Linked DNA regions of Homo sapiens: regions 1 and 2 are each linked to region 3. The links are chromatin contacts, found by Hi-C or POLR2A ChIA-PET in ENCODE. All regions are on one chromosome and are shown on one strand. The core of a region is the stretch at or near the end of the contact, and the rest is flanking DNA. Distances in the headings are between cores, read along the strand shown. Region 1 overlaps MYLK (myosin light chain kinase). Region 2 overlaps MYLK (myosin light chain kinase). Region 3 holds the start of CCDC14 (coiled-coil domain containing 14).

Evidence for each region. Hi-C counts contacts between places; a loop is a spot of excess contacts on that map. ChIA-PET counts read pairs that join two places held with the same protein, here RNA polymerase II (POLR2A). Pooled maps may share reads with other maps.
Region 1: a map of Calu3 shows a loop between it and region 3 (2.6-fold over the local background). The contact joins the enhancer-like site here to the promoter of CCDC14 in region 3. A Hi-C loop is called at or near these places in 4 of 168 maps with a recorded cell type or tissue (Calu3, HepG2, MCF 10A and 1 more), 12 of 37 single-sample maps with no recorded cell type and 7 of 50 pooled maps. POLR2A ChIA-PET finds 5 or more read pairs at or near these places in 2 of 52 experiments (BJ and H1).
Region 2: a pooled map shows a loop between it and region 3 (2.0-fold over the local background). The contact joins the enhancer-like site here to the promoter of CCDC14 in region 3. A Hi-C loop is called at or near these places in 1 of 168 maps with a recorded cell type or tissue (mammary epithelial cell) and 1 of 50 pooled maps. POLR2A ChIA-PET finds 5 or more read pairs at or near these places in 2 of 52 experiments (PC-9 and activated CD4-positive, alpha-beta T cell).

The regions. Positions count from the first base shown.
Region 1 is chr3:123,756,090-123,759,235 of GRCh38, reverse strand. The region is part of intron 4 of MYLK (myosin light chain kinase); the gene reads left to right. Among named protein-coding and RNA genes, the nearest start is that of MYLK-AS2, 68 kb to the right of the region's middle. Within about 2 kb of position 1,820, at least 8 of the 41 ENCODE cell types and tissues checked have a DNase peak (open chromatin) inside an H3K27ac peak, as active enhancers do.
Region 2 is chr3:123,782,591-123,785,729 of GRCh38, reverse strand. The region is part of intron 4 of MYLK (myosin light chain kinase); the gene reads left to right. Among named protein-coding and RNA genes, the nearest start is that of MYLK-AS2, 95 kb to the right of the region's middle. Within about 2 kb of position 1,754, at least 4 of the 41 ENCODE cell types and tissues checked have a DNase peak (open chromatin) inside an H3K27ac peak, as active enhancers do.
Region 3 is chr3:123,959,888-123,962,887 of GRCh38, reverse strand. It overlaps CCDC14 (coiled-coil domain containing 14), which reads left to right and starts at 1,659. Exons shown (of 13, transcript NM_001366335.1): 1 at 1,659-1,744. The coding sequence starts at 1,715. RefSeq lists a silencer at 1,341-1,651.

The DNA of each region.
Region 1 (3,146 bases), core at 571-3,070, 200 kb after region 3:
GGGAGTTAAACCAGAAGGACATCTGTTTTGCTATGAAAACAATGCATTTGGGGGAACAAGGAAGGTATCAACGTGAGAAGTTGCCCATCACACTTAAAATTCTATGTCTTTGGCCAGGCACAGTGTCTCATGCTTATGATCCTAGCACTTTGGGAAGCCAAGGCAGGCAGATCTTTTGAGACCAGAAGTTCAAGACCAGCCTGGGCAACATGGAAAGACCCCATTTCTACAAAAGTACAAAAAATTAGCTGGGCATAGTGGCATATGCCTATAGTCCCAGCTACTTGGGAGGTTAAAGTAGGAGAATCACCTGAGCCCAGGAGTTCGAGGCTGCAAAATGAGCTGATTGTGCCACTGCACTCTAGCCTGGGCAACAGAGTGAGAACGTGTCTCAGAAAAAAAAGAAAGAAAGAAAGAAAGAAAAATCTGTATCTTTGTTTGGCTGCTCCAAAGGGTTTTAGATGCTTATATCATTAAAAGGGAATCAAAAAGTTGCATGTGTTGATAAGGTTGGTCTAGATAAAAGGAAATAGATCTTTTTGATTAAGCGGTCCAGAAGGGCTTGAATTGTAACCCCCAGCTACGGAGCTATAACTTGCCTTGTGTTTTCAGTGACAGAAACAAGTCCTCAGCCTTGCAGATGTCGAGGTGCAGGGATTCCTATGTCTCGGGTCATAGGAAAAGAAAGCATGCCATAGGAAGTGAGAGTGGCTGATCACAGAGAAAGAGACTTTGAGCATCTGTCCCTGGAGACCCACATGGCATTTGCTGAGCCATTGAGAGGAACAATTCTCTGCATTCTGGTTTTATTTACACGGAAGCACTTTTGTCCTCATTGGTTTACAAGTTGGACATGGGGGTGGGGAGCATCCAGCAGTTTAAGCCTCTCACTAATTGCTGTTTTTAGTTGGTATGGTCTCTTCCTGATGGGTTCTGTGGGTTCAGTTAAGGCTTTTGACTGTTGGCAATGGGATTATTCAAAGCCTTAATTAAGTGCCTGCCTGCTTATGGGGCTGAGTGCCAGTTGCTGACACAGACGCAGGCTCTGAAGCTTGGTCATGCCATGCCCCTGGCTCACCCTTCACTCTTCACCCTCATAACATACCCATGAGGTAAGTTTTATAGACATTTTCTGTGGTCTGATTTGTTTGGGGTGTTAATGTTTTCCTTCTTTTTTTTTTTTGTGCAACCACGTCCATTTATTATCTGAGTGAGCTTATACTTGGAGATGGGGCAGAAGAAGATTGATTCTTCTTCAGCTAATCCCTCAGCACCATTGGTTTTATTTCCTACTATTTTTCAGTTTTTAATCACCAGTCCTCTTCTAGTCTTTTATCATAGGAGAAACAACACTTGTAACAGGGTAAGAAGTTCACAGTAATGTGTTACAGGCAGGCAGGCAACAATCATGAATACATAGACAGTGTTGCAGAATGAGGCTTTGTCAGCTTAGGGGAGATGTCCATCTAGAAGAATTCCTTAATGTCCCCTCCTCCAGGCCCAGCCTTTCCCAGCATCCCTTCAGTTACTTAACAATCAAGTAAATACTCAGTGGCAACCCCTCGGGTCTGTTGTTCCCAGCCCTAAAGATTCTTCAGCTCACTGCTCATATCTTCTTGGTGCATCTTCCCAATCCCCAGTGTCCTGCTGGGCAGTCTGTTTTCTCCCTGGCCTCAGCTCAATCCTGCTTTCTCTCCTTCCTGGTCTTCCTCCATCCCTGATGTGGGCAGAGCCTCAGTTCCTTCTTCCTGCTCATGTGACCTATCTGCGGTTGGGCCACCGCAGCTGTGCCCTGCAGCTGTGTGGGTTTGTAGTGTGTGCATTGCGCCAGGCCCTGCCAGACAAAAAAGACATGCGGCAGATCTGCAGAATCAGCACAATCACCCCCTTTCTGCTACTCACCAAGCTTGGAGAAGATGGATATGTTGCTTTGAGTCTTGGAGGACCTATAGGGACAAAGAATTTGCCCCTGCTCTGAGCACAGGCTATGGTAGCCCGTCCTAAGCAACTGAGGATAAGTTGAAAGCCCTTGATATATGTTAGAGAAAAACCAAAATGTTTAGTGCTCTAACAGATGTTTTGCTTTTAGTCATTAAGTAAATCTCAAGGCAGCACCAGGTTCTGGAAACTGCCTCTCAAGTGAGACAGGCAGGTAGAATGCAGTGGCCAAGCGACTGCCTGCCTGCAGCTCAGCTTTCTCCTCAACCTTCAGCAAGCACAGAATGAGCCCTCATTCCTTTTAAAGGCCTTTTGAGGCCATAAAGGTTTTTGAGGACATTTTATGAAGCTGGAGCACAGTTTTACTATTTAAAATTATTATAGGGGTTATGGTGACTATATCTTTATTTTTATGACAAGTTGTTGGTTATACCCTTGATTTATTTGATACCGGGCTTTTGTTCAAGAATACAACCTCCAATTAAATGTGGTTACTGTGTCAAGAATGCGATTCTCTCCTTAGAGTGACCCTCTTTGGTGCCATTTCCAAAACTCATTGTGGTGAAAACTCAGGGCTGTCTATTCATGTTTGTGAGCATTTCTTCTGTGGTTACTTGGTTTTCTCATATGGAGGATTAGAGGGTACTAAGGCTGTGGGTTGGACCCAGAGGAGAATGCAGGGGAAAGGAAAGAATCTTCCCTAAGAAGCTAAGTGGGTCACCATTTAAAACCATAATACTTCAGAGATGGGAGGAACCTTAGATACCAAAAGCAATTTCCTCCTTAATACAAGGAAGGAATTACAACCCAAGAAAGCTAGGACACCAAGCCAGGCCCAGAGTGTGCAGGCCTTGGCTTGCATACTAGCCTCTCTGTACCACACTGACTCTCCTAGGGGTGTCTTAGGTACACACCTGGCAGGCACCAATCCTGTCCTATTACGAAAACAAGGGAATAGCCCAAGACTTGCTTATGGTGTGATTATAACCTTGGTGAACCATTTGACACTTTCCAAAAGTGGGGAGCAGATATTGCTTTAACCTATAAGGGATTTAGGGTCTCTTGGAGATAGACGCTTATGAATACTTTTGGTTCTACAGAACTTACCTCACCAAAAACATGAATTTACGATGAGGCATGGAGACAACCACTCAACCTGGAAACCAAAATTATGGTCTCCAATCTGCCATTTAAGCTGCCATGTGAGA
Region 2 (3,139 bases), core at 505-3,004, 180 kb after region 3:
TTATCATAGAATGTCCTTTCGGACAGGGCTGATTGAGAGCCTTCTCACACATAATTCAACTTCCCATACTGTATATCACTAACCCACAGCTAGAAGATAGACTGGAAATAGTTGTCCCATTCACAATAAAATGAAGGCATTACATTCTTGAGAATTAAGTGAATTCTCAAGATTCATTCAAAGAAAAATGTGATCTGTTGATGAGAGAATCTTTGTCCTTCATCTTCATTGTAGAATGCTAACCTTGATATCCCAGCAAGCTTGAATGTGCTCCCAAATTTTCCACAGGTGTCTATTCCACGTGGCTGGTAGCCCAGGTGTCACAGAGTTTCCAAAGTACTCAAAGGGAAAGCAGCAGTATGAGAAGTGGCAGGGCAAGTATTACTGAAAATTTACCATAGTCAACAGCTGGTGGTCACTTTGGGTTCAAAATGGTGGACTGAACAGATGTCTTAACTTCCCTTCCTGACAAATATGACATCGAAATAAACATGAAGCAGTCCAAAGAGAATGCATTCATAGCTGCGCTAAAAACGTGAGAGGGACATTAGTGGATGAGAGATTTTCTTGGCATTGCATTGAAGGACATATTAGCTCTGCCTGCAGAACAGTTAAGGGGTGAGGCTTCAGCCATATATTTGAGATTAAAGGATTTGGAGATTAGGAGTGGATGTAGGGCAGAAGTCGGGGTGATTAAAGGAAAGCCTATTTACTAAACATGTATATGGAGAGAATTGAAGCTCCTGCTGTAGATGTTAGTTTATAAGAAACAGGATGGAAGTGTGTTGGATGTGCCATCATCTGCCCACTTGCTCCATGACCAAGCCTGTGACTATGACCAAGTCCTCTATGTGAAGCCTGCTAATAGACATTCCCCATGTGGGGCTTGCAGTCCGCCCCCTCATTCAGGGAGATAGGACTACTCCCAAGAGGTAGAAAATCCACAGAAGCCACCTGCATTTGGAAACTAGTTCTTCAGCCACTGATGGTTAACAGTTAATTCATGGACACCAGATGTCTGAAAACAACATTTATACAATATAATATTGCTATAAGAAAATTGTTGTTTTTAAAAATCAATCCATAGACAAAAGTCAAAAGTGTTCATTATAGTTACAGTACAGAAAGTAAATCCTGTAAGTTTTGGCAAGCCGAAAGTAGAGGGATGGTGAATGGTAAGGTAGAGACAGAAAAACAGAGGAAGAGAAAAATATAGTGACACTAATGTCCCCATCTTACACAGTGGGAAGTAAAGAGATTCCACCTAAAATGGATGGATCAAATAACAGGTTTAAGTATGTGACTTAAAACCATAATGACAGAGGTAAAAAAAAAAAAAAAAAAAAAAAAAAAGAAAGTCAACCCATGAGCCGTATTTGGCACACAGACCTTTTGTGTTTGGCCAGTGGTGTTCTCAAAAAGTTTGAGCAAAGATTTGCAAATGGAAAATGTACATATATGATTCGTGTATAAGTGGCTTTTCTTTACAAATGAGAGCTGGCAATGTTTCCACATGGCCACACTGGCCCAGAGGGTGCCGTCACTGTGTCTGACATTAGTTTCCAGGTCGTTATAGTCCCCACCATTCCAAGGCATCTCCCAACACTAAGGACAAGTGCCTGTTGCCAGTGAGGACCTTGCTTTTCTCCTAGCCAAGTCTATATTCATAATGGGAAAGCAGGAAATGGACAGGAAGGGCCTCGTGACATTTCTTGTCCCAGCCCACATTCCCTACATGTGTTTCCTGCCCAGCCTCTGTAGGCATTGGAGTTAGTGATTATGCTATAAATGTCCAATAAAAGATCTAAAAATCAAGTCAAGGCCAGGAAGAGGGAGGCACCGTAAGCCAGAGAAATTTCTCATCACTCCTGTGGGACTCCACTAAGTGCTGTCTAAATTCTTAAATCAAGAAATAGACACAGAGCAAAATAAAAATAATTAAAAGAAAAAAAGATTATGTCAAGGGTTATAGCTGAGAAGTAATACTGTTGCACGGAGGGGAAAGATAAAGAAGGAAAGAAACCTTTAGCCATTTTATACCCTCAACTTTCACCTTTTACTTTGTACACATTCTTATTGCTTGAATTTTTTGTAAACAGTAGACAGGAATTACTTCTGTATATTTTTTAAAAGCACAATAAAAATGCCTGCAAGAAGACTCAGTACAGCTGTCTGAGTTCAATGTCCAGATTCTATTTGACAGATGGTCAAAGATGAATACACAGTTTACAGTGAAAGAAGTGTAGACAAAGTCCGGGCATGGAAAATATATAACACTGCATTTAAAAAATTACACAACTCTGCTGGCATTTAAACAAATGGAAATCAAAATACCTTAAAAGTATTTATGCACCTAAAAAACTAGCAAAATAAGATACCAAGAGCCCACTGCTGGGGCTGTGAGGAAACAGGTGAGGTTTTCCTTTGTTGGAAGTACTGATTATTGGTTCAGCCTCCTTGGGGCTTAGATTGGCAGAATGTTACAAGGGCAATAAAACTGTTGATGTGCCTTGCCAAGAATTCTGCTTTTGACACTATAACTTAACTCTTAAAGGAGAAGAAAAAATGTAGTTGCTACAAAGATGTCCAAAGCACTATTTTTAATAACAAAAAAGGAACTAGTTTGTACTCAAAAGGAGATAGATTATTATACAAACACATCAATGTGGCAAATATTACATAATCACCTATTTGTCATTGTGGTAGCTATATCCATAAATGAAAATGCGTGTGAATAACAAAGTAGGAAGAAAAGTAGAACAAACACTGTGCACACTCTGATCACAACCATAGAAAATCCATCAATGTGTTCACTACCTAAAATTAGAAGAGGATTTGGAACTGTATGAATAGAATTATTTTTTGTTGTAAGTTCTTTAAGTGTCTGTGTTTTTAAAATTTCTCAGTGATGGTTTACTTACTAGATGGCTGGCCCTGTCTAGATATGTCTGTCTCTCTACTAATAAGGCCTTAGGCTCCTATTGTTTTAACGTGTTTCCAATTATCTCGACTGTCTGCCTTGAAATGGAAACAAAGCTGAGTGGCAAAATGACCGATGAGAGATAAAGAGACCAGATTGGGGTTTTCTTCCTCTTAACTGTATACTCAAAGTGGTGTAGGGGATCTACACAGGCATGAG
Region 3 (3,000 bases), core at 410-2,909:
CAGCTCACTGCAACATTATTTATAATAGCAAACAACAAAATGAAACGGGGTGGGGGCATAACATTCCCAACACTAGGGAAGTGAATCATGGAACACCAGGCAGCCATTTTATAATTGTAGACTAATGAGAAACAATGTTGATTAGATATTAAGAGAAAACACGCATGTTACAGTAATACCTATTATTTCATATTGTCGTAATACATTTATACATATATATGTAGGTGGAAAAAATCTTGAAGGGAATGCACCAAGCTGTTCAAAGTGATAACTCATGGGTAATGGGGTTATGGGTGGTCTTTTCCTTTTTGCTTATCTATATTTTCTAAAATAAACATGTATTAAGAAAAATCAATATGAATTCAAAAAATATCAACTTAACTAAAAAAAACCCCTTAATTTCAGGTGAATATGTCAGCAAGTTATGAAGTTATGTGAGGGCTGGGGAAGGAAAGGAGAGGTTTTCACAGTTTGATCTAATTCAAAACTAAATCTGTGAAATACTCATTTCCTAAAATCACTCAGGATAAGTGTGTGATATTTTGGTGGACATATTTTAGTTCCTGGGCTTTGACATTAATTGTAACAGACTTTTAAAGCGTAGCTCTTTTCTCCATTAAAAAGAAATGAGGCCGGGCATGGTGGCTCACCACTGTAATTCCAGCACTTTGGAGGCCAAGGCGGGCGGATCACCTGAGGTCAGGAGTGTGAGACCAGCCTGGCCAACAGGGTGAAACCCTGTCTCTACTAAAAATACAAAAATTAGCCGCGTGTGGTGGCACGCACCTGTAATCCCAGCTCTTCAGGAGGCTGAGGCAGGAGAATCGCTGGAACCCAGGAGGCAGAGGTTGCAGTGAGCTGAGATTGCGCCACTGCACTCCTGCCTGGGTGACAGTTGAAATGGAATAAACTGAGTTATCTCTCTTCAACTTGATTTAAATCATTAACCCAAAACTCAATGCCTTAAAAACCAATGACTAAAATCCTCATTAAAATGAGTGCACATGCCAATACTAAGAATGTTGTGTCATTTTTCATCAAAAGTAATTACCTCAACATAAGAGGAGACAAGTACGCATGGAAGTAAACCCAAAATCCCAACTAATGAACACCGTTCTGAGATCAGTGGCCACAGGGAATAATTCTGCAATTTCCATCACACGCAAAGGTAACAACCCCGAGGTCTTATTTTTATAGAATATCAAGAACAAAATCTTCCAAAAGGCACACGATGCCAAACTAAAAATAAAGAGCGAAAACCCAAAAAGTCGCGCTCAATTCCTTCTGAAACCTATTCGCCTCCTACCCCTGTCCCATCCTCTGGCGCTGGCGGGTCCTCGTCCCCGTTTTCCCCACCGCAAGTCCTGGAACCTCCGCTTAACTCTTTTCTCGGCGGCTCCGCCCCGGCCCCGCCCCAGCCATGCCTTGGCCCCGCCCCGTTCGCCGTTTATTGGCTTCTCCCAACCCCTGCCGGTGGGTGACAAGCCGGGAAGCTTGGAGGGGTCTATTGCGTACGCCCAAGGCGCTGGGCCTGGAGCAGGAGAAAGGGAGTGGAGGCGCGTCGGAGACTATGAAGCGCGGCATTCGGCGGGATCCTTTCCGGAAGCGGAAGCTCGGCGGGCGGGCCAAGAAGGTCCGGGAGCCCACGGCGGTTAATTCTTTTTACCGTGAGGCTTCACTTCCCTCGGTCTGGGCTTCTCTGAGGCGGCGAGAGATGGTCAGGTCTGGAGCTCGACCGGGCCAGGTGAGGGCTGAGGACCTGAGGAGTCCGCTGTGGGGATGGAGAGGGACAGGGGGGTTTTCGGGCCAGGAACTTGTAAAACTCTGCTCGAAAAAAGACAAAGACAATGCGGCGACATTAAAGTGCTGGGACAGAGGTGCAGGGAACACCTAATCTTCCCGTCGTAACACGGCCGCTCGGTCTCTAGATGTTTCTGTTTAAATCGTCGTAGCCCTAGTCTAGAGCGCCGGCTTTGGGGTCAGGCCCGGGTTCGAGTCCCAGCCTTCGCCGCTGCGTCGAGTGACTTAACCTCTCCTAGCTTCAGTCACCTGCAGATTGAGAGTCTACTACTTTTTACTGCTCAGAACTTCCTATTCCTTAGCTGCAAAATAGGCAGAAATAAGCATAAAATCCTGTCTCAAAGAATTGAGAAGGTTAAATAAGAGAACCCGGTAAAAACATCGATCACACAGTTGTTGTAGACATACAACAAAATTTAGTTCCCTTTAAAACACGTAGTTTGCCACCATCTTAATGATAACAGCAGCCAACATTTAGATAGGACTTATGTGGCAGATGCTACTGTAAGTGCTTTTATGTATTACATAGAATAACTCATTTAATAGTCACGATATCCTTATGAGGTAAGTACTATTATCCCTATTTTATATATGAGGAAATCGAGGGCTGGAGGATTCAAATAACTTGGCAGTTACACAGCTGTGGAAACAAGATTCAGACTCACAAAACTGATGCCAGAGTCCATTCTTCTTTTAAACATTTTACCTAGTAGATGTATGACTTTGAACAAACCACTTTTCTGAAATTTAGGTTCCCACCTCACAAATAATAACTCACAGGGTATGGATTAAGTGAAAATGAAAGACCTTAGCACACTGTAAGTCATTCTACAAAGGCAGTATTATCTTGTACTTGTTGGTAGGAGATATGACTACTAAGAAATGCTTATATGATTCTCAAATAGCAAAATTAAAAGTTTAATGATAATAACCTCGTAGAAGTAAGTGTAAAATAAAGCAAACTGATTCTCCTGTATTGTGATTAGGACACTCCTTTTGGAGAGCAGCTTTGCAGTTTGTATCAAGGGTTATTAAATTGCTAATAACCTTTCACCAAATAATTTTCTTTTTAATCCTAAATATAAAAAGGCTGTTTTCAGTAGATAGAAAGGCTTATTCCAGGTTTGTTTTTTTAATTGTGAAAAATATGAAGCAAACCAAGACCATTATTATATTACTTCCACTGAAGGAAATATTATA